Regions from separate parts of the Mus musculus genome. Here region 2 is linked to region 1. The links are chromatin loops, found by intact Hi-C in ENCODE. Cell type or tissue: left cerebral cortex. All regions are shown on one strand. Each heading gives the region's core, and the rest is flanking DNA. Links, peaks and the distances in the headings are about the cores only. Region 1 overlaps Ctnna3 (catenin (cadherin associated protein), alpha 3). Region 2 overlaps Ctnna3 (catenin (cadherin associated protein), alpha 3).

Region 1 (7,496 bases), core at 1,441-6,440:
GTTCTCTTCTTCTACCATGCGTGCCCTAGAGATAGAACTCAGCTTCACAGGGTTGGCAGCAAGCAGCACTAACCTTGAGCCATCTCACCAGATCAGGCACACCCGTGTTGCTTTGTCTTGCTTTGTTGAGGCAATGTCTTACATGTAGCTCTTGCTGTCCTGAAACTCTCTTTGTAGATCAGGCTGGCCTTGAATTCACGGAGATCCCTCTGCCTCTGCCTCGTGACTGCTGGTGTTAAAGTAATGCATGACAATGCCCAGCTAGACTTATTTTCATCGATTGGGTTTTCCTCTAGTAAGTGAAATTATAAATTATAAAGTGGTTCACAAAGAGTATTCACAGATTTATGTAGGAGAAGATGGTGCTGAGCAAACAGAGGTCAGCAGAGGTAGATGAGGTATCAGGCTACTTATCTATTCAAGGATTATAGTGCCTCTGTCTCCCGTCTTGTCAGAGGAATGCTGAGATTGGGCTGGCTATGGGGGTACTGGACCTCTCAACTCAGCTCCACTGAGGCCGCTCTACCGCCCACACATATATTTTTGTCATAAACATGGCTCATAATTTGGTTTTTGAGATTTTCCTCAGACAGCAGAGTATAGACATATGAGTTGATTATTCAACTATGTTGAAGTCCTTGTCTTTCAGCCATGAGACACCTCAACCAAGTTGAAGGAGTGATAGCCTCTTTTCCTCTCTCAGGATCCCCTAATTTCCCCTGTCTTTCCTATCCTGCCTCAGCCAGAGCAAACAAGAAACAGGAAACAGAAGCTGGCTTTCCCTTAATGCTCAGGCCCAGAAATTGGCGTTCGCTTCCATTGTATTCTTTTGATCAAAGCAGTGGCCCAGCAAGACAAAAATGTGGTGGGGAACAGGGTGACTCTGGGCTCAGTAGAAGGACCCACCAAACACACGGGTTGCCCTTTATCTACTACATGTCTCCAAGGACAACTTCTCTGCTCTACCATTTTGTAAATTTTATCTTAGGAATATTGTTAATTCCTAATATTCCTAAATAATTAATAATATTATTAATTCTTTGACAACTCTATACATGTATACCTTATATCTCAATCATATGCACCCTAATTCCAGCTTAATTGCCCAGAACCCCTCTTAACAAGTCTCCCTCCTGCCTTAATCACCCCCAAACCCCTGCCTTCTGGAGCGTTGTTTGGTCTTGATGGCTGGATCTTGTGTACGACTTATCACATAACCACAGCTGTAATGACTTTGCTAGCACAAGAGCCATGTCATGTTGGGGAGACAGCATTTCACAGCGCCCCTCCCTGATTCTCAGGCTCACACCACCTTTCCAGCCCTTCTTCCTCACCGAGCCTTGACTGAAGCACCCACACTCTGTCATGTAGTCTCGGTGTTTTAACTGTTATGAGTTCCTACAATAACTGCTGCCCACTGTGTGGCTCTGGGCTCCTCTGAGGGCTCCTTGACCAATAATTTGCAATATCCTACTCCTGGCTCTGAGATGATCCTGTAATAACCTGTGCCTTCTGGGGAACCGCTGTCCACTTTCCCAAGGAACCTGTGTTCACACTCCTCCCTTTTCTTATCATGCTATTTTATTGTAATTAGAAATTAATTTTAAAAAAATGGTACACTCTTGGCCTCTTCCGTTTGCTTTATTTCTAGATGGAGATTAGAAAAGATAATGTCTAAAATCTCTCCTACTCATTTATTATTTTTGTCAATTGACAGATTTGTAGGTTTCTAAGAAATACAAAAACAAAATTTTATTTTGTTTTCCTTTCAATATAACTGTTCATGCCATTTTCCTTCTCAAAAGCACTTCCACTTTTATCTCCCAGGCAAACCTTTGATTTGAAAAGGACCACCTAATGAAAGCAAAAGAGAAAACTGTTATAAACTTACCATATGAATGGAGACAGAGGGCATCAACAGAGTCCTGAGAAATAGGAATGGCTAAATACATTGTTTTGATTGAGTTTTCCTTGTATGGATAGCTCACCAGTCTCCTCCCATCACCCCACACTGACATGCACACACACCCATCCTATTCCCGAGCTGGGTCATTTGACATAGCAGGACAGGGAGCCTTACATTCTAAATGACTTGGAGAAAAAGCTATTTTCAGCATATCTAGGATTTCAGACCTCAACTATATTTGTCAGAGAAATCTAAAATCAGTGGACTAGTTGAAATCAGACCTAAATGGGGGAAGCAAGCCCATTTTTAAAGGATTCTTATCAGATTGTCTAAGAAGAAACTTTGTATTGTTAAAGGAACTTTGTAAATAATGGCTAACCTGTAACTTTAAGAGAGAGAGAAAGAGAGAGAGAGAGAGAGAGAGAGAGAGAGAGAGAGAGAGAGAGAGAGAGAGAGAAAAGAAAAAGAGATAACGAACAGAAGACAAAACACAGAAGGGGTCATTCAGGGGCCCTGGGCCTTGAATAAAGAAATAGATGATATTGGTTCCTACCACTAAGCAAGAATTATCTGCAAAGGAAATTTTAATTTTCTCCAGTGGAGTCTCACCCAAGAATGTTAACCACAGAGCAAGGGCCTAGTGCACAGGAGTAGGTGGCCAACACAAAATAACCTCAATGGTGTTATTCTAGACTTTTTGGCTCACTTGTTTAGTTATGTGCTGAGTGAGCCATCTCTTCCACAGGTCAGGTGAGTATTTTTTAAAAATCCCTTACTCAAGTATCAGTGAATGCCTGTGTGGTTCATTATTAAGGGCAGACACAAATCACCTGTTGAGGAATTGTTTCTAGAAGGAGTCTGTGATAAGTAACATCTTAAAGCATTTGCCTATTTCAAAAAAAAAAAATTCCTTGTCTGTCTTTCGTCTGGCTATTTAATAACTCTCAGAAGACTGCCATCATTATGATTGCTATTATGTAATTTATTTTCATTTCTCTTCCTTTCTTTTGTTTTGAGACAAGTTCTTATTATGTAGCCCTGGCTGGACTAAAAGATGCTGTGTAACCAGGGCCAGCCTCGTACTTGCTATGATCCTTCAGCCTCTGTCCCACCACTGCTGGGCTTACAATGTGCATCCCCCACACCCAACCGACATCTTGGCCATATTATAATTTGTCCTTGGCAAGCTCGTTTATGCTGAGCCTTACCACCGATGCTAATTAAAATAGTGATGGCCTGGACATTGCCCCTTGGGTTTCACCATATTAATTATCATTAAATAGGTTTCTGTTAATGATACAGGACAGAAAATTTTCTGTGAATCGATGTAGCTCCTTTCTGTAAAACGCCATATCCCTCAGAATTTTTGACTCATCAAAAATTCATCTATCTTGATGCACCCTATTTTAGTATGTTTCACGGGAGCCTTTCATCAAAAAGGGAAAAAAGTGGGTGGACATTTAATTATAATACTTCCCTACTACCTACATGGCTGATTGTTCCCACACTCAAAAATGGCGAGCCAGATTTAGCAGAGCCATGGTGCCGAGAGAGCGGGCTCTAGGGGGGCTCCTGCTGCTTGCAAGAAGTGCTGACTGCTGTCAGCTCTCCTCATGCCTTTGCTTCCTGACAGAATGCTGTGCAAGTTTCACACTTCACTTTAATTGATCATCTGTTATCAAATAAGGATCTGTTGGATTATAAATAAACACAGCTTTTAGAGGCCCATCTTTTTCTTCCTCCTCCTCTCCCTGGTAAAGACCCAAAATAAATTACAAAAAAAAGGATTAAAAAAAATAAACCCAATGCTTATGCTTGTACACAAACCAACAACTGTTCAAAGAGGATGTCTTGGAAACTCTCCTGGTTTTGGTGGGTAAAAGATGGGGTAGCTGAGTCAGAAATGCATTCAATGAGAAGAAACACGCCACATACATTGGGCTGCCGCTCCTCCTTGGATTAGGAACCCTCTCATGGCCAGACATGATGCTTAAAAGCCTGATCTGCTGACATAGCTGTCTCCTGTGAGGCTATGCCGGGGCCTGGCAAACACAGACGTGGATGCTCACAGTCAGCTATTGGATGGAACACAGGGCCCCCAATGGAGGAGCTAGAGAAATTACCCAAGGAGCTGAAGCAGTCTGCAACCCTATAGGTGGAACAACAATATGAACTAACCAGTACCCCTGAAGCTTGTGTCTCTAGCTGCATATGTAGCAGAAGATGGCCTAGTCGGCCATCACTGGAAAGAGAGGCCCCTTGGTCTTGCAAACTTTGTATGTCCCATTACAGGGGAAACACCAGGGCCAAGAAGTGGGAGTGGGTGGGTAGGGGAGTGAGGGGGAAGGGTATGGGGGACTTTTGGGATAGCATTGGAAATGTAAATGAGGAAAATACCTAATTAAAAAAGAAAAGAAAAGAAAAAAGCCTGATCAGGATGCACAGAGCATTTTCCTCATTTGAAAAGTTTTTTTTCCTTCTATTTTTCACTTGTTCTCTTTGTACCTGTGATGCAAGTGTATCCTAGGGTAGGAAACCAGATTCTTTTCAGAATAACGTTGAGATGGGATACTTGTGTTTTGGAATTTCGAGGAGGGAGAAACCACCATGGAATGAGAAGAGTTTAGGGATTCAGCAAGACTTAACAGCAGTCAGCTTGAATCCTGGATACTGGGCAGGAGCATTCTCTGGGAAATGAGAATCCCATGTCAGGGATAGCAGCATGAAGACAGTCATACTCGGACTCCTGGGTTACAGAACACAGTAGCAATGAGAGCTGGACAGAGGTGTCTGAGGGAGCACAGGGTGAAGTCGGGGCAGATGATGGACAGCCCTGAATACTTGGTGCCAGGGCGAAGAGGCTCAACCTCACTTGCAACATTGGATTCTGAGAGAGCCTTGATGCAAAGCAGCAGCCTCTCAGTAGGAAAGATGTACAAACGGACCGTGTTCTTTTTGGGGGTGGAATATTTTCTATCTGGACATAACATTTCTATCTGTTAATGACTGATCCTAACCTCACAAGTATAAATTTGCATAAAAACTCTACATTTAAAACCTAACTCATTATGATAACTCAAAAAGAGAATGAATAACACTCATTTTAATAAGGAAGTTGGAACAGAAAAGCAAGTAGCCCAGGATTTAATGGCTCTAGATACATGCTGGCCAACAGAAATAGAAAGCAATTATGCTCTTAAAATTTTAGTAGTTATACTTACACAATGTAGAAATAAAAAGAGACAGATTAAACTAGTTTCATATATTTTACTAAATGCAATATGCCTACAATATTATTGTGTCAGCCATTAATTGTATAAGAGTCATTAATTAAATATTTTATCATTTTTATGCTCATATAAACCTGAGATGTATTTTAAACTTTTAACTCTTAATTGAGAATAGCCATGTTTTAACTGCTCAGTGGCTATGTATTTGACAGTGATTTTGTGGAGTGTGTGGGTATGTGCATGTATGCATGTATGCATGTATGTATGTATGTATGTATGTATGTATGTGTGCATGTATGTATATATGTGTGCATATATGTGTGATTATATATATATATGTATATATGTATGCATATGTATGTGTCTGTGAGTACATGTGTATGTATGTATATGTGTATGCATGTGCATGTAGGTCAGGGGTTGCTGTTGGTTATCGTTAGTTACTTTTCTGCTGCTGTGATAAAACACCTTTAATGAGACAACTCAAGGAAGGGAGAATTTATTTTGGCTTACAGTTCCAAGAAGAGAGTCCATAATGACAAGACCCAAGACAGCAGGCAGCCAGAGCAAGAAGCAAGAGAGACCACACCTTAAATATAAAGCACAAAGAGTGGAACAAACCAGAAGCAGGGTGAGGGCTAGGGAACTCCAAAAGCTCACCTCAAGTTATACACTTCCTTCAGCAAGGTTGTGCCTTTATAACCTTCCTGAACAGCCCCACCAGCCTGACTGGGGACCAAGTGTTCAAGTACCTGAGCCAGTGGGTGACAATTGTCATCTCTCTTGTGTGCATCTTCATGTATGTTTTGGAAGACTAGGGTCTCTTACTGAACCGGAAGTTCATTGACTTGGCTATGTGAGCTGGCCAACACCAGTAAGCATCAGCAATTCACTTGGCTCCCTCTGTGCCCACCAGTACAGGGTTACAGAAGCTTTCTGTCCCATTGGTCTTTGCATGGGTTCTGAAGATCAGAACACCATGCTCATATCTCTACAAGAGGAATGTTTCTGAGACATCTCCACAGCTTAGGGCAGCATGTGAACAAGTCAAAAGCAGGGATGTCTCAATTCATACATTCATTCATTCATTCATTCATTCATCCATCCATCCATCCATCCATCCACTCATTCATTCATTCACTCACTCATTCATTCACTCACTCACTCATCCCAGCTTCAAGGCCCATTTATCCCCATACATTCTTCTGAACCCCAAAGATTAAAGTCTTGTTTGTATTTTTTGCACCTGATCTATGAGAAAAACAGCATTCAGTATATGCCAAAACTAATGAATAAATAAGATCAAAAGTCTGATTGTCCTATTGAGAAACCTTAAGAGATGGTGGAGAGCACAGTAAAATATGAGACCCTTAGGCTGAGATTTGTGTCCTCGCTACATGTCCTTTAAAAAGTGATTGTAAATCTCTTGTCTTATAAAGGAGACATTCCACCTTCACATGAAGGTATTAGTAAGAACCATGATGAACCAGTTGAACCATGATGTGTTAAAGTGCCAGGTGCCATACCCTGTGGATGCCATTGATCTGCACACAGCAGCTTTATTCCTTCCTCCTGCTTAATTTTCCCTACAATCTTACAAAGTGACAAAGTAACCCAAGTCCACCACTAACAAGTCTCCTACTCCTAAGTACAGATAAAAACCGAAACCACACCCTGAAACATGAACAAGTTAAACATTAGCATGCCTAAATACCTATCAAGTAGTGTACCCAGAGTTTTGACACACAAGTAATTGGTGTGTGAGGCTCTGAGATGCAAGCCTTTCCCATTTTACCCTGTGTAATGACACCTGGCCAGGAGTTAACCACTAAGCCTGCTGACAGTGGTGAATAATTGCAGGCCTAGAAGCCAAATTTTCATTTTGTTACCAGCATGATCCATGCAAGTTGGAATCGACAAATTCCTTTAAACCAAGTCACCGTACATTCAACTGAAAATCACAGTGTTCAAAGTCCTAAGTCATCAGGGAAATGCAAATCAAAACAACTCTGAGGTTCCATCTTACACTGATCAGAATGGCTAAGAGCAAAAACTCAAGTGACAGCACATTGCTGGCGGGGATTTAGAGCAAGGAGCACACTTCTCCATTGCTGGTGTGAGTGCAAACTTGTACATTCACTTTAGAAATTAATTTGGCACTTTCTCAGAAAACTGGGAATAGTTCTACCTCAAGACACAGCTATACCACACCTTGGCATATACCTCAAAGATGCTTCACCACCCCACAAAGATACTTGCTAAGCTATGTTCATAGCAGCTTTATTCATAATAGCCAGAAACTGAAAACAACCTAGATGTCCCTCAACTGAAGAATGGATAAAGAAAATGTGGTACATCTA
Region 2 (7,496 bases), core at 754-5,753, 690 kb before region 1:
TGGTGCCTTCACAAAATGGAGGATGTAACCCAGGAGAGCGCCATTCTTTCATGGCTCATGCTGTAGTGCTTGATACACCGAGGATCAAACCATCCCTGGGAACTTAATTATACCCCATAAAATCTTATTGGCCTGTCTCATGGAGTCACAGCTGTAGTGGGATTCTGGTGTGCTTAAACGGTGACATCTCTATCCATAGACACGAATCTAGGTGACACCACAAGATGAGATCCATGAAATAAAAGAGCAAGTGACAGTCATATCGGGTGACACGCTCAGCCACTGACAAAGTATGCTCGAATTCACGGAAACAAACCATGGCTTCAATTTCTTGTGAGTTCCCTTTACTTACCTGTCAGTGGCGGGAAGTATTCTGTGACCTGCTGCAATCTATCACCTCTCTATCCGCTGGAGAAGGGACAGGAGCAATCTGACTCCTCGATCTTGTAACTCATCCGTTACTAACCTGCTTTGGTCACTAACCTGGAAGTACTCTTCCCTCCTCAAAAACGCAAGCTCTGAGAGATCTTCCTCTCTGAGTGACCTGCTCTTTGCGGATCCTCTGCAGACACAAGGTACATCTCATGCCATGCCATGGGCATGCGGGAGCAGCTAACTTTTCATACATTTGTTGGTTTCCATGATTGGCATGTGAAAACTTGATTGAGAATGCCTTTGTTAGCATATATTGACAATGGATCTTACTGTGATATTTTCATGCATGTGTATAATATAGTTGGTGATATTTACTGCCCTACTCTCTCTTTTGTCCTCTCCCAGCCCCACTTTTCTCTCTCTCTCCCTCCCCTCTCTCTGCTTCCCTCCCTCCATCTGTCTGTCTATCTGTCTCTCTGTCTGTCTCCCTCTGTCTCTCTCTTGGCATGGACCTTTTTGCACATGGATGCAGAGACCAGAGGGCAACATCAGATGCATTCCTAAGTCACTCTCCACTGTATTTAAAAAATTTAAGCTCATTTAGTTAAAAATTATAATTACATTATTTACTCACTTCCCTTCTCCTCTCCAATCCTTCCCGTGTACCTCTTCCTCTTGCTCTCATCCAAATTAATGGCCTCTTTTTCTTTGTTGTTACACACACACACACACACACACACACACACACACACACACACGGTGTGCTCTCCCCGAGGAAGACTTCAGCAACTAAGGAGCTTCCTGTGGTTTTCTAGGGTTGAGGCCCCCTGAGTTTCCCTCCTTTCACGTTAACTCCCGTCTATCGGTGTCTTCCTTTTTCAGTTCATGCCTAGGCAGCCATGTTAGTGAGGCTTTATGGGTGTGGCTTCTCTGACACTTCTAGGAGTCAGAATCTCACAGCACACGGTTCCCCTGGCTCTTGCCGTCTTCCCCCTACCCCACTGATCTCTGAGCCTGAGACACAGTTGTCTGCACTTGGATTGGCTGTGGCTTTCTGTAATGATCTCCATCTGCTGTAAAGAGATGTGATGAGGGGTGGGAACCACCCTTATCTGTGGCTATAAGGACAGAGATTTTGAATGTGACAAGGGATTCCGCTGGCTTAGTGAAGTGGTGGTGAAGCTCGCTCCTTGGCTAGCCTGGCTGGCCATGGATCTTGGGTGGTTGCTTCCCCAGTGTTGGGATTGCAGATATGAACAGCCACACCCAGCTTTTCCGTGTACTGTCGGGATTCAGACTCAGGTTCTCAAGCTTCCGTAGCATAGTCTTTACTGACTGAAACCTCTCTCCAGCCCTAAGAATGTTATAATATTAGACTTATTGTTAGACTTAAAGTTATACATTAAATCTCATTTTGGGGGGTACCCTAAAGCATGAGAATTCTTTTATTCTGAATGACATATGCTCTTCTTGATAGGATGAGGGTGGACAGAACCTCTTACTCATGCATATCGGTGCTACACACATACAGTCTCTATCTCTTTATGATCACCCCTAATTAGTCCATTGAAAGATAATTAGCATTTGTTGTCTCTGAGTTACGGTGGGTAAAACTGAAGCACACTGTTGACTCTGTCATCTTAGTGGGGAATTTGAAGAAAACATGTCACCATTATCATCTGCTTTTCTTTTCGTTTTCAGTTCCAAAGAACATTCGAGTCTCTCAAAAATGTTTCCAACAAGTCCGACCTCCAGAGAACCTACCAGAAGCTCGGGAAGGAGCTGGAAAGCCTGGATTATTTGGCCTTCAAACGCCAGCAGGTAGGAAAATAAGAGCAATTCAGGCTTCCCGCTGTCCCTCCTGTAGGAGGTGCAGACAGGTCGAGAAACTTACCTTCTAATGATTGGGGCAGAAATAGCTTGTGTCGATCGCCCCGTGTTCATCTCGCTACCTACAGTGTACAGTGCGGCCCTGGCTTTTAGATGGGTACTTTAGGGGTTTCTGCACACGTCCTTTTATTCCTTTAAAAGGAGATTCCTGCGGTTCTGTGAAGGTCTAACTACCCTTTGGTAATGACGTCTTAGCAGCACAAAGAGCTTCTAGGACGGCCTGGCCACATGGCTTTTGTATTTGGTAGGGTATAACCAAGGGGGAATAAAAAACCACCCAAAGACCAGGAAAAGCGTCTAGATGAACCTGCAAAGTGAGGACAGAGACTCACCTGTTTTCAACAATAGCGTTTGACCTCCAGCTTTGCTTTTTGATCTTTGAAGATGAGTAAAACCTTGTTAAATAAATGTGCAAGGTTAAAGGGAAGGATTCTTAACAAGTGCATGCCTCTTGGCTTGCTTGGAGAGTCCCAAGATAATCCCGGAGACAAATCAAACCTTTGTAAGATTGCTTGTAGGATCGGTACTGTCCACACTCAGTCTTCACAAGGATATAGTCCGTGCATCCTGTAGACCACACCGTCGCAGTGGCTGGCCATCCTTTTCAGGCAGAGTCTGGTTGCAGTTCCTGTATGGCCACTAGGTGTCAGTGTCGTCAAGCTTTTACTTTGTTGGAAGGCTTTCTTGGATCAGAGCAGTCCCTCAGCCGGTTAAATTAGGTTGCGTGAAAATGGTAGCTGGTGTCTAGAATCGCGGCTACACGGTTGACCTGTCTGCAGAGAGTGCAATCGTCTCGCTGTTGCCCGATTTACAAGTTCTGGGCCTTTGGTATATGGATTTTCAAAGCAGTATTTTTGTTAAACCACATTAAGTCTATATGACATGGCTTAGAAATTAGCCCAAGAATAGAATTGTGTTTCTAGGTTCTTGCTCTATCATAGAGGTGGAAAAAGTTTCTCTTCAAAATTGAGTATTTAACCTTTCTGTGGCTTTATTTCTCTAAGAGTTACATTTTATTTATTTATTTATTTATTTATTTTTGATTTTTTGAGACAGGGTTTCTCTGTGTAGCCCTGGCTGTCCTGGAAATCACTCTGTAGACCAGGCTGGCCTCGAACTCAGAAATCCGCCTGCCTCTGCCTCCCACTGCCCTCCTAGTTACATTTGTGTTATGGAATATTCTAGATGAGGACAAACGGACTATCTCCACAATACTTTATACAGAAAAAGAACATGGTAAGCATTTATGTGTGTGTGTTTTTCTTTTTCTTTTTAAACTACTGTTGGCCTGGGTGTTAGCAGACATAACACAGGGAGCCAGTGTTGCCGAGAGCTGCAACCACAGTCAGTTCCCGGTTCCTGCTGCTCAGCGCTCACACCATGGATCTCCGCTTTGGCCTTGAATAGTTTCAGCTCAGTTTTGTTCCCAAGATCCTATTTTACCACCATGGGGCGTTTGAGTTGACAGACCATCCTCTCCCCCGACCCTTTCTCATTAGCGCGTTTCCGGTGACGGTGATTAGATTCTAGTACTTCCAGGGCGGGCGAGCAGAGCTCTGGGAGGACCGTACTGAGTGAGGACAGGTAACGTGTGAGGAGTGGAGAGAGCGAGCCCGTGGTGCCTGTGAACGTGTGCATGTATGTAGACCATCCTTGCTGCTGCCACGCACTGTGGCACAGAGTAGGACTAAACCATTTTTGAACCGAGTCACTAAACGTCGTCGTAGCAGTACCGTAGGGTCGGTTTTATTGGTAGCATTTGTAGATGAGACCGCTGAAGAGTTTTGTGACTCTCCTATGATGGTCGTACGGAGGAGAGAAGCTGGAGGAGAGAAGCCCTGAGTCAGCCCGACTCCAAACCGCCCGCCCACATTGCCTGGCTGTGCGGGGCTTAAGCGTCAGAACATTAGCTGCTCTCTGACTGGGTGGCATCTTCCATTCCTGTTCTTTTAAAGCAAGAAAAAAAATCTATTAGGCTCACAGTGAAAAGTACTTTTTTTCTTTTTTCGTCTTACTGGGAGAGATTCAGATCTCTGTAAAACTGCTAATTCAGCAAGAAAACTTCCTTGTAAGAGCTGGATACAGAGATTTCATCCGTGACAGTTTTTTTTTTTTTTTTTTTTGGGTCCCGTGCTACCCACCATTCTTTGCGGCAGCAGAAGCAAGCAAGGTTGATTTGCCACCTCCTTGGTGGACCCTTTCCAGTCTTAGTATCTGACCATGGCAATTCTCTGACTGGCGCAGTTACTGGGCATGCCCAAAGTTTTGGCCTCAGATTGCGGGGCATTAAAACTAATGAGTTTGACTCACTTTGAAATGCAGGTGGGCATTATCCCTTCTGTTCTTGTACACAAATGATAATAGACTGTTCTTTGCGTGATTTCAGGCACTCTCCTAATTTATTTTATTCCTGTATCCATTTTGGAAAAAAAAAAAAAGAAATGACTAACATCACCCAAGCTCTTAAGTTACGGTTGGCAAGTCAATCAATTATAATAATTTTTATGGATTCATTCATTAAATTTTCTTTTCTATGAAATATTTATATGCATTAACTCTACTGTATATATCTTTTACAGAGATTTTATTGTAAATATACACATTTCTTTAGAAAATTTAAATGCTACAGAAATTTATTTTACTTGAACACAATGATTATATTGTAATATCCTTGATGGAGAGAATTCTTTCTGAGCAATAGGTTGTTGTGCCTTGTTTTAATTATTTTAAAAATATTCCTTAAACTGTATGGAGGAAGATATTGAATATATTTATGCATGTGCACGCTGGGGTATATGTGCGAGGTCAGAGGACAGCTTGTAGGAGTCGGGTCTCTCCTCTCACCACGAGGCTTCCTGGGATCCGGTTTGCACCGAGAGCCTTGAGCTGCTGAACCGTCTCATGGCCGTTCCTTCTTTGAACCTGTGTCTTCTGAGAACTTACTGCGTACTGTGTCCTAAACACAAGCGGTCTTTGGTTGTTCCTTCCTACGGAATGAATGCTCACACTGGAGTCAGATCAGATGAGTCCATGTCTTCCCACGTTCAAAAAGAGCAATGTTGGAAGTAGCGTTGGTGGACAGAGGTGAGAGAGGCAGCTGGGATAGAGGAGGGGTGGGCACACCAAGATGGAGGAAGTGGGTGATCGAGCATCATTAGCGCGAAGATCGGGAAGCCCATTCATCGCATCTGGGATAAAACCTTATGAGAGCTGGATACCGAGACTTCGTCGTGACTGAGACTTCGTCGTGACTGGTTTTCTGGTCCCTGGCATCCACAGTTCTTTGCTGCAGCAGAATACATGCAGCCGGGGGACAGGGTCTGTCGCCACCGCCGCCTCCTTAGTGGATTCTTTCCAGCCATTTCCCCGCTCAGACTTCATCCTATTGCATATCCTATATGCACCAGCTGTGGCACAGATCCCAGACTTATGGATCAATCCGAGCAGTTATAAATCAAGACATCTCCTTGGGGCTTTTGTTTTTATGAATAAAGTAAGATTTACTAATTTAGACTATAACTTAATTTCTACCCTTAATGCTTACAATAGCATTATAAAACACATTTCATTTTCACTGGTCTCTAAGTCTTTTGTTACAAATCAGAGCTGGCATTATTGAGTTGAGCACTGTATGGACAAAGACACGTTTGTATGTTAATGCGAATATATTTGAAATTTAAACACTTTACTTGAGATCCGTGCCCACACTGAAACTCGGCGCACACCCTTGATTCTTGTCTCCTTGATCATGCCTGTTATTCTTGCCTTCTGACCTCCATACAAGGTTTATATAACTTGGTATTTAGACCATCCAGCCCCTTCCTATTTACTTATTTTCTTTAACGTCACACTGAAGCCTCGTCTCCCTCGTGACACCTCATCCAATGTCCTCAGGTCAGTGTGTCACCTTCGTTCTCAGCATTTGCCTGTGAGAATCTAAGGGCTGTCCATGGTGGGCTTTGTAATCGTGCAGGCTTAGTGTGTCAACTGCCTTAGGCACTTGACTTTCTTCTTTTAAAACCTGAAGGAAAGAGTACCAGGCTTGCGCCTCTTTTCAGATGATATAATAAGGTGTAAAGAAAGTCCTTTAAAATTCATAAACAGTTCAGCACAGCATCTAACACATTTAGTATTAATAGCTTTCATAATGTTGTTTGGTGTTAATCTCATGAACCCACTTCTTAGATGTCTGTGAGGATGTCTTTATTTATATACATTCACAGTACATATAGGGTCTAGCACTATTCTAAAAATAGAGTATTTTTTAGAGTGATTTTAGATGTGTGTAGTCTGGTGGCTGGTGACTACAGACATGAAAGAAAGTAATATCTCTCAAGAAGGAAGTTAGCACAGGGCTGGGTTCAGCTGGCAAATGCTTTCTGCATAGGTATGAGGACCCAAATTCAACCCAAAGTCCAGCACTAAGGTGTGTGTGTGTGTCTTTAACTCGAGTGCTTGGGGAGTGGGGATGGGAGAGTCCCTAGTACAGCCAGCCAATCTAACCGAATCAGTGACCTTCAGGCTCAGTAAGAATTCCTCCTTCAACAAGGTTAGGCAGAGAGTGATCGAAGAAGACACCTGACATAGATCTCTGGCCTCTTAACGTACCCATGAATGCATATGTGCACACAAACACACACATGCACACACACACACACACACACACACACACACAGAATGGGAAAAGGGATGGCATATTTGGTTTCAATATGCCTTTACAGTGATATCTCTTGAAAGACAGAACAATTATAGTCCTCAGTGCTTGTGCTAATAACTTCTTAGGGGATTAGTGTTTTAGAACCAGAATTCAGCTAAGTTCCATGTCCTATGTATCTAAACTTCCTTCTAGGTCCCGTGTTCAGCACAAAATGATCCCGTCTTAGTGTTGATGCTCGGGAGTGAACAAGTGCTTTTCCCTTTTTCTAAACTTCAACGCTTCTCAGATGGTTAGAAGACCAGAAGGAATAGAATATTCAGTAGAACGGAATTTAAAATAAAGTCTTATCAATGAGGCAAATCAGAAACAAATGTCATGAAATTGACTTTGTAAAAATGCCTTCAGCTCTTGGTATTCCTCAGTTACCTGTGGTTCCCTGTCCAGGCCCTGAAATCATATACACCAAGTAACTATGAAATTAATGCAATTAGTCATACTGCATTTATATATGTAGACAGATATATGCAAATACAATAACTAGATAAATTAAAAAATAAATGAAATGCCTTTAGGC

The links. Hi-C counts contacts between places; a loop is a spot of excess contacts. Peaks named below come from ENCODE experiments on the same cell type or tissue, not always from the same donor. Only the 100,000 strongest peaks of a DNase experiment are listed, where the experiment ranks them.
Region 2: it touches region 1 in a loop (2.4-fold over the local background); 5 of 42 quality-filtered maps call a loop at or near these places.

What each region holds. Positions count from the first base shown.
Region 1 is chr10:64,264,849-64,272,344 of GRCm38, forward strand. All of the region lies in intron 9 of Ctnna3 (catenin (cadherin associated protein), alpha 3), which reads left to right. Among named protein-coding and RNA genes, the nearest start is that of Lrrtm3, 180 kb to the left of the region's middle. In left cerebral cortex, for the core only: no CTCF peak of the experiment used is centred there; DNase peaks (open chromatin) are centred at 3,457 and 3,758.
Region 2 is chr10:63,579,868-63,587,363 of GRCm38, forward strand. Ctnna3 (catenin (cadherin associated protein), alpha 3) reads left to right here. Exons shown (of 18, transcript NM_001164376.1): 5 at 2,077-2,196. Among named protein-coding and RNA genes, the nearest start is that of Ctnna3, 130 kb to the left of the region's middle. In left cerebral cortex, for the core only: a CTCF peak has its summit at 2,910 (motif pointing right); DNase peaks (open chromatin) are centred at 2,919, 4,127, 5,369 and 5,564; H3K4me3 peaks cover 276 bases.